Regions from separate parts of the Homo sapiens genome. Here region 2 is linked to region 1. A link is a contact called in ENCODE POLR2A ChIA-PET data. All regions are on one chromosome and are shown on one strand. Each heading gives the region's core, a stretch centred on a gene start or an enhancer-like site at or near the end of the contact. The rest is flanking DNA. Distances are from core to core; before and after follow the strand shown.

Region 1 (6,926 bases), core at 567-3,066:
GGGTACAACTAACTGGTGATACAACAATGCCGCCAATAAGAGCACATAAATAGCAATAATAGTGAAAAAGAATAACATTGACCATTTATTAAGTATTGAAAGTGTACCGGGATCCATGCTAAATATTTGATAAAAATATATCTCAAAGACTTTGTGAAGGATTAATAAATACACACAATGCTTCCCATGTGCTGTGCATCAAGTGATTTCTGCAGGCTAACTCATTTAATCCTCACAATTGTCCCATGTGTTAGGAACTATTATTGTTACGACGGTTTGCAGAGGGGGAGAAGGGACACGGAGGAATTACAGACCCACATTCTGCCTTCCTCATAACGTGCATTCTGAGGGCTGTCATCTTTCTTCTGAGTCTCTTCTGAGGATGAGATGGAAAAGATAGCTCTATCCTGGCTGGGGAGAGGGATGGACAGAAGAACTGACTTCTGCCTTAACATCTCCAGGGTGCTGTGTCTTCCTCTGAGGGAGCCATGTGTGACCAGGGAGAAAGTTCGAAAATAAGGACAATTCTTTATAGAGCCGCGAATGCATTCCCCTCCCCTACCCCAAGGCGTGAAAGAATCAAATGAGGAAATCAGGAAGAGATTCTGGAATAGGAATAACAAGATTTCCCTTCCCTTCCACTGAATTGGCCATCAGTAATTTTGCACAAATTCAATTTTGAAGTCATGCTTCGTAATTTGTGGTAAATCATATTAAATTAAACAGATCCATGTCTGGGCAACGGCTTCTCTCATTTAGGAACATATGGTGGCTCAGAGCCTCTCACACAGCAGAACTATAAAGGCTCCTTCCAAATAAGCAGCAGAGTGAGGGGCTCTGGGGCAACCCTACTGGTTTTCCTGAGAATGTTAGTTAGGGGTGACCATTAATTCACGGGAACTGCAGTATCCAGAATGACAGAATGTTAGTGTTGAAGACAACCTGGTTAATCACTTACATGATAGATGAGGGACTGGGACTTGGTGGTAAAGGAAACAGTGCTGGGTCACGTGAAAACAAACCAGACACCACAGGCAGGACCTTCCGGGCAATGCTTCCCCCTAACCATGTCATGCACCTACAGGTGACTGGTGGTGGGGATTCAATGAACCAGCAACATTGGTCTGTTCTATAAATACGAGCTATCATTATTTTATTACTCCCTTCAGTAAACATGTGAACCAGGCAATGTCCTTGTCATAATCTTGCTGTCATAACTGCTCTGTGATAACCCAGGTATAGACACAATCACAAACAAAGGCTATCATTTTAAAACGGGGAAGTGGGTGAGTCTCATGCTTCAAAAGCTTCTGCATTCATCTTTAAGATACCAGCCTTGTTGGACGACCAACAGAAGCGCATCTTAAAACTCAGGCAGTTATGGCTGTTCCACATAGCGGGTGATTTACAACAAAGTATAGATGAAGATTAACCGGCCTTGAGATGAGAGAGCTAAATAAACCACTTAGTGGGCAGAAAGGCCAAGTCGAGCCCTTGAGCTTGTGCTGACTTTTACAGATATTTTAATAACTTTATCATTATATAATTTGCTATCTGATATGTGCGGAGAGATGCACTAATGGAGTGAGAGTGGCCACAACAGTGTTATAATCCCGCGAGACTTAATCAAACCACCATGTTCGTGTCCCTCATGTGACCTGCAACTCCAGGAAGTGCAATCCCTAGTCACATTATTTCTTCCTCCCTTTTTATCTTGAGATGTTCTTTAAAAAAATCCCAAAGCAACTGGACATATGTAGTCCTTCCAGTGATATAAAGAGGAACTGGCACAGCATAAGCTCTCTGGGTCTTGGATCTGGCTTTAGAATGACTCAGGTTGAACACATAAAGCCGTAAGGTAAAGAGGACATCATCCATAGCAGGAACTGGCAATTTACAGGGCTGGGAGACTTAACCGTCCCAGACGGGTGAGCTCCTGATACTCAAGTTAGCGCTGACTCAGCGAGGGCCTTGAGGCTTGACTCACAGATCTTCCCTAGGGATGCTTTGCTTTTATGACATCAACTGAAGGATCCTGCAGTGTCCTCCATACTTCCAGGAGGATTGAGCTGGACATTATAGTGGCCCAAGTCTTATTAAACGGAACTGATGATGTTGACTTACGGAGGCTAAGATTCAGTGACCCAGTTCAGATTGTGTGGAAGAACCAAGACGGTAGAGGAATTAAGCACCATTTCCATTCCTGGTGGGTTTTTTTTTTTTTTTTTTTTTTTTTTTTTTCAGATGGAGTTTCACTCTTGTCACCCAGGCTAGAGTACAATGGCCTGATCTCGGCTCACTGCAACCTCTGCCTCCCAGGTTCAAGCGATTCTCCTGCCTCAGCCTCCCAAGTAGCTGGGATTACAGGTGCCCGCCACCACACCCAGCTGATTTTTGTATTTTTAGTAGAGACGGGGTTTTGCCATGTTGGCAGGCTGGTCTCGAACTCCTGACCTCAGGTGATCCACCCACCTCGGTCTCCCAAAGTGCTGGGATTACCAGCATGAGCCACTGTGCCTGGCCCCTGGTGTGTTTTAAAGCTCAAGTTTCATGCCACCCCATAGGTGTTAGGTGACATGAGACACACAGGTCAGAATCGCCATCTCCTCTTCCCTCTGCCCATACTGATTCCCTCCAGGAAAGAAAGTAGGGAATTTCATCTTTAAGAACAAGAATCCCCTTCCAAAAAGGTTAATTCCCATAACAGGATCTACGGAGATCAGAATTGGAAGACACTTTTCAAAATCTTGAAACCCTATTGAGAAAGTTCTAAACCCTAAAAATGACCCTAAGGTTGTATGGAATAATGATGGTGCCCAGGATTGTGGCATCCTGTGTCTGGAGGCAGTGGCTGTCTTTTCTGCCCAATCTTTCCTATCCATGATTCAGTCAACATTTAGTCAAACATTCAGTCAAGCATTTAGTGCCATTGTTCTATTTTTTCTTAAAACAGAAAATAGTCTATTCCATGCCATTTAGGGGAGCGTGAACTGGCTAAAACTCAACCTGAAGACTTTCCATAGCTTGCTAATCAGAAATCACCTGAATTAGAGGTGGTACATTCTTCCCCTATCAATTCTCAGGAGTGCAAAGAGAGACAAAAAATAAACATGGTTGGCCAATGTTTGTTTTTAGGGTGAGTTCTATACTATTTTTCTATTATTATTTTGCTTTATTTACTGTGGTTGGTAACTGAATCTCTAACATCAAAACATGAGATGTTCTGCCAGAAAGAGATTACAGAAGAAAAGCCTATGAAAAGAAACTGGGTTTGTCAGTGAAGATTTTATTTACAGGAGTTTTGCAATCGGTATCTTTAATCTCCATAACAATTGGGCTATTCTACTGCTTTGAAGGCAATTGTTCAATAATGAGAAGGTCCCTGTGAGGCTAAGGCTTGGAAGGAAGAATGTAACAGGGCTGGTGACAATTGAGGCAGGTGAAACCCTCTGCCTCTGTCAATTTCCCCTAAAGGTCAGGGTGGGGTGTTCTGAGGGCCAGAGAGAAATAAGCAAAGACACAGGTAATGAAAGTCCCTCCGCATCATTTAAATCACAAATACTGGATTTTAAAGAGCCCTAAAATAACTGAATTCGAGTGGGCCTGAATTTCTGTTCCATAAGGCAAGGAAAAATCATGTAGATGAGTAAAACCAACTCAGTCTGGAGAACTATGCCTAATAAGAAAACCCAAGCAGTAGCTTTCTAAGTAGAGCTGTTTTTCATATTAGCATATATTGTTTGTTCTTCTCTCAATACAAACTTGTGGTAAACTTTGATACTACTTCATGACTACAGTAAAAGTTTCTTTTTTAAATGTCCAAATTTGAAAGACTATCTTCAGGCGATTTGTAAATCACCATCCTTTAGAAATGGGTGTGTAGTCAACAATGCCTGGCAATCAAGTCACTTTTTTAAAAGGCAGCTTGCTTCAAAACAACAGTGACATGCCTGGCTTTGGGAGGTCAAATTCTTGAGTCCATCCCAACTGTCTGGCTTTGGTCATCATGTCATCTTTTGTTCCCATTTTTCTGTTCCTACCATCTAAGCTGTCATGAGCTTTTGGAGGCTAGGACAAGAGGCACCTGGGCCTCCTGTTTCCCCATCTGGCACTGCTCCCGGGACACAGGGAAGAGAGCTCTTTCTCTATCACTGTCAGGACCTCTGATTCCATCGGTATAGGTGCTCTAGAAAATATTAAGGAAATATCTGATCTCATCTAAAAAAAATCATACATTTTTCTGGCTGGGAAATAAAAATACTATGATGTTGCGTTCAAACAAATGATGGACTGAGGTTATAGTAACACGATTGGGGCATTTGTGCATGAGATGTTCAGTTCACATTTACCTGTCTACCATGTTTGTTCTGGGGGATGGACTTGGGAGAGTTATCTCTGGACTCACCTGCTGTGCCTGGTCAATGGTCTGATGTCCCCTGTCTTTTGTACAAAGATACAGCAGTTTGAACGGTGGCTCCAGAACCATTTCCTCACCCCCAGAACTGTGAATGTGACCTTATTTGGAAAAGGGCCTTTGAAGCTATAATTAAGTGAAGGATTTTGAGTTCATCATGAATTACCTGGGTGGGTCTAAATATAGTAACATGTATCCTTAGACAAAAGAGATGACACAAAGGAGGCCATATAAAGAGGGAAGAAGAAGTTGGAATGATACAGTCTGATACAGTCACAAGCCAAGGAATGCCACCAGTGGCTGGAAGAGATAAGGAAGTATCCTCCCCTAGAGGCTTCAGAGAATGTATGGTCTTGCCAACACTTTGATTTTGGACTTCTGGCCTCCAGAACTAAGAGAGAATACATTTCTGTTGTTTTAAGCCACCAAGTTTGTGGTTATTTGTTAAAACAGCCACAGGAAACTAATATACTTGTGCTGTGGTTTGATTATGTCCCTCAAAAGTTCACATGTTGGAAACTTAGATCCCACTGTGGTGGTGTTGATGAGGCCTTTGCAGGGAGCAAACGGGTCATGAGGATTCTGCCCTCATAAATGGATTAATGCCATAATCATGTGAGTGGGTTATTGGTGAAGTGCCTTTGTTATAAAAGCAAGCTCTCTTGCACATGCTTTCTTGTGCCCCTTGCTTTCTGCCTTGGGTTAATGCAGCAAGGACCCCACCAGATGCCAGCACCATGCTCTTGGACTTCCCTGCCTCCAGAACCATATGAAATAAATTTCTTTTGTTTTCTTTCTTTCTTTTTTTTTTTTTTTTTTTTTGAGACAGAATCTCACTCTGTCACCCAGGCTGGAGTGCAGTAACATGATCTCAGCTCACTGCAACCTCCACCTCCCCGGCTCAAGCGATTCTCCTGCCTCAGCCTCCCGGGTAACTAGGACTCAGGTGTGTGCCACCATGCCCAGCTAATTTTTTTTTTTTGTATTTTTAGTAGAGATGGGGGTTTCACCATGTTGGCCAGCCTGCTCTCGAACTCCCGACCTCAAGTGATCTGCCTGCCTTGGCCTCCCAAAGTGGTGGGATTACAGGCATGAGCCACTGTGCCCAGCTGTGAATTAAATTTATTTTCTTTATAAATTACCCAGTCTCAGGCATTTAACAAAAGAACTAAGACAGAAAGTTGGTACCAAGATGTGGGGTTGTTACTACAACAAATACCTGAAAGTGTGTAAGTGGCTTTGGAACTGTATAACCGTGAAGGCTGAACAAGTTTGGAGGAGCAGGCTAGAAAAAAGCCTGCATTGCCAAGAACGGTTCTGCCATTAGGGGCAATTCTGGTGAGGGCTCTGAAAGAAGACCTTAGAACTAGGGGAAGTCTAAATCTTCGTAGAGATTACTTAAGTGATTACTTAAGTGTATGTGACCAGAGTGCTGGTAGAATGCTGGTAAAGGCCATTCTGATGAGGCTGCAGATAGAAATGAGGAACAAGGTATTGGAAACTGGAGTAAAGGCCATATTTATAAAATATAAGGTTGCAAAGAGCTGGGTGAAATTGTGTCTGTGTCCTAGGACTTAATGGAATGCAGAACTTAAGAGGGATGAACTAGGATATTTGTGGAAGAAATACTTAAGCAGCAAAGCATTGAGGCTGCTGTGTGGCTACTTTTAACTACATATAGTGAGATGTGATAGCAAAAGAATGACTTAAAGATGAAATTTGCAATTAAAAGAGAAGCAGAGTGGAAAGATTTGGAAAATTCGCAGCCTGGCCATGTAAAGAGTGAAAGTGTATTTGGAAGAGAGTACTAAGGGTGTGGCCAAGCAACCATTTGCCAAAGAGATTAGTATGAATGCGAGGAAGCCAGATTCTGTTCATCAAAACAATGGGAGAAAGACCCCGAAAAGCATTTCAGAGATCTTCAAGTTGCTCCTCCCATCATAGGCCCAGAGCTCTAGGAGGGTAGAATGATTTTAGGGGACAGGCCTGGGGCACCCTTCATGGGCTCACTGCCCAGGGCTGCCTCTAGTCTCTGCTTCCTGCATCCTGGTGCAGCACACCTTGGCCACCCCAGCTGTGGCTTCAGTGGGCCTAGGTATACCTAGGCTGCCATTCTGAAGGGCACAAGCAGTATGCCTTGATGGTCTCTATGTGGTGCTAATTCCGTAGGCATGCAGAATACATGCTGTGGAAGCATGGCTTCCTCCACCTAGATTACGAAGGATGCCACAGACTGCCTAGAAGCTCAGGCCAAGACCTACCACAGGGGAATACCACTGCAGACAGTACCTAGCAGGGCAATGTTGAACAGAAATGTGAGGTTGAAGCTGCCACAAAGAGTCCCCACTAAGGCTGTGCCTAATGGAGACACAGAATTGGGGCTATCCCTGAGAACCCAGAACTGCAGAGCCACCAGTGTGCAACTCTAGCCTGGTAATGCTGCAGACACAAGACTTCAACGTGAGAGAGGTGAAGTTTGGGCTGAGCCCAGCAAAACTGTAGGGGCAGGGCT
Region 2 (6,969 bases), core at 2,530-5,029, 620 kb after region 1:
CCCCAGTTACTAAACCTAAAATGGTAGAGGGAAAAGTGGTTTTTTCCTCCCCTACACGTGACACAGGGCTGTAAAATATGTTCAAGTTAATTTAATCTGTTTTAAGGTTTAATGAGACTGGTTTTATTTTAGAGCACAATGAACTTTGGAACTCTTTCCTCTCAGTTGCCTAGATGCAGGTATGACACATCTGAGAAATTATCCAGGAATTAGCTTTATCACAAGAAGAAAAAGTCAAACACCCGTGATTGTTGCTTTCCCACAAAACAGGGGTGCATCTTAGAATTTCTGCACCTCTGACTTGGCAGAAGCCTCAGCTTCATGAATAGTTGCAGGAGGTAAGTTGATGCAATGGGATGCTGGGCAGGTCTCCTAAACCCAAATCTCCCGCCTCCTCATGTTCCCTGTAATTTCCATAATAGAAGACAACAGTTTTCATTTCACAATTATTGATAGCAATCACAAAACAATACCTGTGAGAAATGTTATACTAACAATCCCACATTCAGTTTTCAATGGTTAAGAGACATCTTTTCCAGCAAAAGATGTGGATGAGACTGAAAAGGATATCACAGATGGAGGAGACAAACACTTAAAATGGGGTTTAGCCATGATGGAAATAAATTTCACCTACTTCTGAGCTTGACAGGTCAACCCTTACTAGGCTTCATCCATCGACCCAAAGCAGCTACTCAGATGTTACTTTCCAAGCATTGTTTTTTGGTTTTTTTTTTTTTTTTTTGTGAAAACAAAACAAAACAAAAAAACACCTGAGTTCATCATTTATTTCATTTTTTTGGTAAAACAATTCATTTAATTCTTGCCTTCAAAGAGCTTTTCAACTGGAGGAGGATGTAAAGAAAAATGCATAATTATGTAGAGTAGAAACATAAATACATTCTAGCAATTTACAGTCCTTTAGAGCCTAAAGTTTAGAAATACATACACTTCAACACATATTCCAAAAATACTTCTGCAAAGAGGCAGCCCTCTCCTACCAACAGCTACTAAAAGAGTCCACCAAATGTCTAGATATAAAAATACATAATCATACAATTAATGAAAACTTATTTTGCATTGTGTAAAATTTCAAGTATCTATCAAGGTTGGTTCTATCATTGGTGTGCTTGAATTGGAGGGTGAGCAAGGCTCCTATGTTGCACCTGGGAATGCACCTCTTAAATCTGTTAATATGTTATCCTTCTCTTTTTAATTTTCTTAAAATTTGTTTGTTGAAAAACCTAGAGCATATTTTCTACATTTTGCTTGTTGCTGACTGTATCCCCATGGTGATTCTTGATAGATTTATTTTTCCCTTGTGTTTTCTACAGCCCTAGTAGTGAGATCTAGAGGCTGGCTAAGATTTAGCTTAGAAGGTTTGAGTGATAGTATATCAGGAGATGTGCTGTGTCCTTCCCATTGCATCCAACTGGAGACACGTAATATCTGGTTCTCTCTCTTTTTGTGATATTGGCATTGACCATTGGGAGTAGGTGATGCCAGCTTCATCCAAAGCTTCCCTTCAGCATTTTGTCTAACAGTTTTAGCAGTCATTGATAATCCTTGCCTAGACTCATTGTTTCATTAGTGGTTACAAAGTGGCGGCATTCTAGCTCCTTCTAATGCCTCCTTTGTTTATAAATTCTTTTGAAAAAGAAAAAATTTATCTCCTCAACTATTTTGGTTATCCCAAGGTACAGCGCTTTCTGGAAACTGGGGATAAATGCTTGATTCTTTACCTTTATTTGCCACTTTTCAGAACAATGAGTTGGTTCCTGGCATCCTACAAGGGGAGTGCAAAGCTTTTAAAATATCACTATAAATGCTTGGATTTTGACATATCCTCTATGTTTCAATACATTGCAGATATTATTCTTTGTTTGTTTGTGTTGAAATAGGATCTTCTGCTGTTGCCCAGGCTGGAGTACAGTGCTGCAATCATAACTCACTGCAGCCTCGACTTCTTGGGCTCAAGTGGTTCTCCCACCTCAGCCTCCTGAGTAGCTGGGACTGTAGGCGTGCACCACCACACCCAGCTAATTTTTCATTTTTTATTTTTTGTAGAGACAGGGTATCACTATGTTGTCCAGGCTGGTCTTGAACACCTGGATATTGTTCTTTTTAGATCCATCTTTGAATATAGTTTTTTCATCTTTGGCCAGTAGGAGGCTTTACCTGTTGAGTCCTGTGTGTTTTGAGTCTTTTCCCATTGCCTAAGCTGTCTTTGAAGGCTTCCTTGCTTTCTGGTATGATAAGATGTTACCACCTCATCTTGAACATTTCTTGCCCCAGGCTGGAATTAACCTTTTTTTTTTTTTTTTTCTCTCAAGGACCCTGGTTCCTTTCAATAAAAAAGGCATTTGGATACGAAAGCATGGATGCTTGGGAGCTCCTTGTTCTTGGGGGGGTTAATCATTGGTTCTAGACCTTTTCAGTGGACACATCCAGAAAACGTTTTTAAATAGAAATACATCAGGAGTTTATACCAATATTTACAATTCAAGTTAAGAGCTACAGATTTTTAAATGTAGTGTCTTTGATTTTCTATTTAATTATCTTAAGTCAAAAAACTTGATTTCTTATGACATAAATATAATTATTTTGTGCTTTTCCTGGTTAATGTAAGAAAAAAATTTTAAGAATCCATACCAACATATTATTAACAATATAACTACTGAAGCAATTTAATATTTTGTTGCAGTTCTTTTCGTCCTGAGGACATGTCCCACTGCAGATATACAACCAAATAGACAAGAGTGTAAATCACTTCAAATAATTCCTTTCTACATGGTTAATACTCCGACTGATTTATTTCATTTTGTTTTTGAATTAAGGGATTTTTTTTGTTTTATAATTTTGTCAAATATTTGTATATTTTCAAATGAACAAAACAAAGCAAATTCAGGAAAACCTCGTTTCCAAATCTGTTGCTTTCACTGTTTCCTCCCTCCTCTAATGATTCGCTTTTATTAATTTGTTGTTTCCTATCCTACTGTCATTGAATGTGTTAAATATTAAATACACACTCACTTTTCTTAGGCAAAAGGTAGCATAATACACATTCTAATTTTTGTCTTACTTTTTGCACTTAAGAATATATTCTAAAGATTACCCCTTGGCAGTATATAAGTTAGTCTTTCATCTCTTTTAGTAGCTACATAGTAGTTCATTGTGTAGATGTAGCATAGTTTATTCAATCAGTCCCCTCCTGATGAATATTTGGGCTACTGCCAGTCTCCTTCCACTGCCACCAGTGCCACAATAAATAGGCTTTTGCATTTTTTTTTTTCATATTTGGTAGTCTATCTTTGGGATAGATTCCTAGAAGTGGGATTGTTTGGTTAAAAGATAAATAGAGCTATCATGTTGCTGAAATCCCTGCCTAGTGGCTGTACCACTTTGCATTTCCACCAACAATACATAAGAATGTGTGTTTTCCCAAGAGAATATTTTCAAATTTCAAAGTATTCAATTAGAACACCCACCAAGAAAGATCTTTATTAGGAGAATCAAACTAAAGCTATTGATACTTAAAATACACCTAATAACAACAATTTTTAAAGCTTTTGACAGGTGCTTTTCATGAATATAGACCTAAGAATTTGACTTAGAAATAAGAGAGACGTTGTACTGAAAAGATAGAAGTAGAGAGAGGAGACCCAGTGGAAGAGTAGAAAAGTAGAGAGTCATTGGCTTAAAGAGTTGAAAAATAGATCCTTATCTCAGCCCTGCTGTGAGCTAGGTATGTAATCTACACGAAATTGCCTGCCACTCTGGGTTTCAGTTCCCTCTGATGCATAAGCAGGAGGTGAGGTTTCTTACCTCACCCTGCTGTCAGTTGCCTTCCAGATCTCTCATCTGTGTGCCTGCATGCAGAAGGCGAAAGGAATGCTACAGGAAGCCATCAGACCAGGGTGGGAAAAACTGGGGGAAGCCCCACTTCCACGTTAGACCAAAATCAAATCAGAACCCCAGACACTCCCAAGCTGGGTGTTGTTTGCAAAACATTGTTCTCCTGGGACCTGGGACCAAGGTTGGGCAGAGGGTGGAGTCTTCAACATTTACCAAGTTCCTGTTTTAGGCTGGGCATGCTGTAGCTGCCTGGCATTCGTCAACTTGCTTTTGTCCCTGTAATCTGTTTTGCAAATAAAGACACATGGTCTCAGAGAGATTAAGTGGTTTGTCCCAAATCACACAGCTGGCAGCAGAGCTGGGGTTAAAGTCTTCTTATTGCTTTGTACCTGTGAGCCCTACACTGCTGCAGAAATACTACAAAGAATCGGTTCTCTCCTAGACGACAGAGGCCATGTACTGAACACAATTAGTTAAACCCTGTGTAAAACTGGAGCCTTCTGGGCATGATAGAGAACTTCCAGCTGTCTTTGAACAAGACAGCTTTGTCCCAAGAAAGCTGTCAAATGACTCACTGCCTGATAAGGAATTAGAAAACCATAAAATAATCCTGTCAATCTATTCACTAAAAGCTAGAAGTTCATTTGTTACCAAATTCCTGGCCAAGCAAAAAGGTGTCAAAAGGGAAATTAACACTTAATTGATCCATAACTATGCAGAAAGCATTATGTTGGGTAATTTACAGATGCTACTTAATTTAATTTTCATAATATTCCAATAAAATAAGAGTCATCTTTCCATTTTACAGACGAAGCAACTGAAGTTCAGAGAGATAAACTAAATGCTGTAAGTTCTCGCATTTAGTAGTGGTGGGACTATAATTTTACCATGTTTCTTTGTGATTTCAAAGCCCACTCTCAATTCCCCAAGTTGTATTAAGCCAATGTGACAGGACCGAAGGAGCCCGGCAGTGGACACAGAGCAGGATTTGTTCTTCTCTGGTTTTCTCGGTAACCAGCTATGTGCACATCACATAAAGACTTCGGAGTTCAGTTAATTTTTGTCAACATCTCTTGTTCCCTTCAGGTCACAGCCCACATTCTTAGCATGGCCACTCTGCCCTATGGCCACCGTGGCCTATATGACCTCATCCCTGCCTACCCAATAGAAGTCACTCCCACCTACCACACTCCAGCTCCCCTGGACCCACTGAGCTCCTTCAGAGCATCACACCATCCCACCTTGGAGGCTTTGGTTACACTGCTCCTTCTGCCTAGCACTCAGTCCTCCTTCTCCCTCTCCCGCTCCATCCCTTGGGTAATTCTTACCTATCCTTCAAGGATGAGTTTAGCCATGTTTTCCTCAAAGAAGTTTCTGATCATTCAATCACATAAGATCACTCTGCTATTTGCCTCCCTAGTATCATAGCCTCCTTTCCCTTTTTTAAATAGCATTTGTTACTTTTAACATGGTTTCTTCATCGTATTTTCTATTTCAAAGTTCATCTTCCTTGTAAGCTCTATGATGGTGACAAACACACTATCTGTCTCATTCACTGATATTTCCCCAGAGTCACACACAGCACCTGGCTCCATAAACACATGCTCCCGACTCCGTCCCTCCTGCTTGCCCCTTCCTGTAGCCTGGACAGGAGACTTGGGATTCTTCCAGGAGAGATGCTCTAGAGTGGACAGACTTCATCTATCATTGGCATTTTTTAAAAGACTTGATTAGAAACCAAAGTAACAAGTATGATTAAATGATGGAAATGCTAGATGTTAAAAACCAAGGTTAGAACTCCAGGTTGTGTCTTGTGACCTCAGCTGCCCATGAGTTTGGCAAACTGCAAAACCACGCATAGGAAGGGTTATTGCCTCAACTGTTGTTTTGGATCAGTTTAGTCAGACATGCATATGGCAGAATTCTTTTTTTTTTTTTTTTTTTGAGATGGAGTCTCGCTTTGTTGCCCAGGCTGGAGTGCAGTAGTGTGATCTCAGCTCACTGCAACCTCTACCTCCAGGTTTCATGCGATTCTGCTACCTAAGCTCCCAAGCAGCTGAGACTGTAGGTGCATGCCACCATGTCCAGCTAATTTTTGTATTTTTAGTAGAGATGGGGTTTCACCATGTTGGCCAGGGTGGTCTCAAACTCCCGACCTCAAGTGATCCATCCACCTGGGCCTACCAAAGTACTGGGATTACAGGTGTAAGCCACTGCGCCCAGCCCAGAAATTTAACATCAGGTGTATGTCATCAATTATAAAGCCCTGAGTATGGAGAATTCATCTTTTGCAGAAGGTTCTCCTGTGGCCAATTTACTAGAAAAATACAAAGAAACCACACCAGGAACCAGGAGGTAACACTATCAGCAACATCTTTGCATTAAGACAATATCTCCATCTAAACACACTCATTTTTATTTTTACTTAACTATAATTTGCTTGATAAAAATGCAAAATAATCTTCCGTGGTAAATTATAAATACTTTCACTCAATATTACAATTAACCTATATTCCTGAACCCCAAACCATGGCACACTGTCTAAGTGCCTTGTACACACTATTTTGATAAATTCCCACAGTGACTTTAAGGATGGTACTGGTGTTTTCCTTGTAGACAGCCAGGAAAGGGAGGAAAAGAGAGATCGAATACTGGTCCCACACAGTATGGGCGGAATCCAAACCCAGGTGGGAAGCTTCTGAGCCCGCTAGGAATCCTTCCTGTTTGTAAGCTTGCTTTGTATCAAATGATCAAGCACAGACACACTTATCCTAAAATGGGGAGCACATGCCCTGCTTTCTGACTGAACTTGAATTCTCAGAAACATTATTTATGGGGGAAAAGTCTTACAAGTAAAGAAGTCAGCTAGCTTCTCAGTCCAAAATCTACCTAGAGAAATCTTTTATTATTGTCCAATTAAGTTTGGCAAATTGCAAAACCACTCATAGGAAGGGTTACTGCCTAAATTGTTGTTTTGGATCAATGTAATCATACATGCATATGGTCGAAATTTAACATCAGGTGTGTGTCATCAATTATAAGGCCCTGAGTATAGAGAATTCATTGCATTTTTTATTATGACAACATTTACCAAGTTGACCATGTTTAAGCATTTAC

The links. ChIA-PET counts read pairs that join two places held with the same protein, here RNA polymerase II (POLR2A).
Region 2: POLR2A ChIA-PET joins it to region 1 with 25 read pairs in activated CD4-positive, alpha-beta T cell. The contact joins two enhancer-like sites. POLR2A ChIA-PET finds 5 or more read pairs at or near these places in 3 of 52 experiments (AG04450, IMR-90 and activated CD4-positive, alpha-beta T cell).

Annotation. Positions count from the first base shown.
Region 1 is chr21:34,821,220-34,828,145 of GRCh38, forward strand. All of the region lies in intron 7 of RUNX1 (RUNX family transcription factor 1), which reads right to left. Among named protein-coding and RNA genes, the nearest start is that of RUNX1-AS1, 12 kb to the right of the region's middle. Within about 2 kb of position 1,817, at least 2 of the 41 ENCODE cell types and tissues checked have a DNase peak (open chromatin) inside an H3K27ac peak, as active enhancers do.
Region 2 is chr21:35,434,937-35,441,905 of GRCh38, forward strand. All of the region lies in intron 2 of LOC100506403 (a long non-coding RNA gene), which reads right to left. Among named protein-coding and RNA genes, the nearest start is that of MIR802, 280 kb to the right of the region's middle. Within about 2 kb of position 3,780, at least 2 of the 41 ENCODE cell types and tissues checked have a DNase peak (open chromatin) inside an H3K27ac peak, as active enhancers do.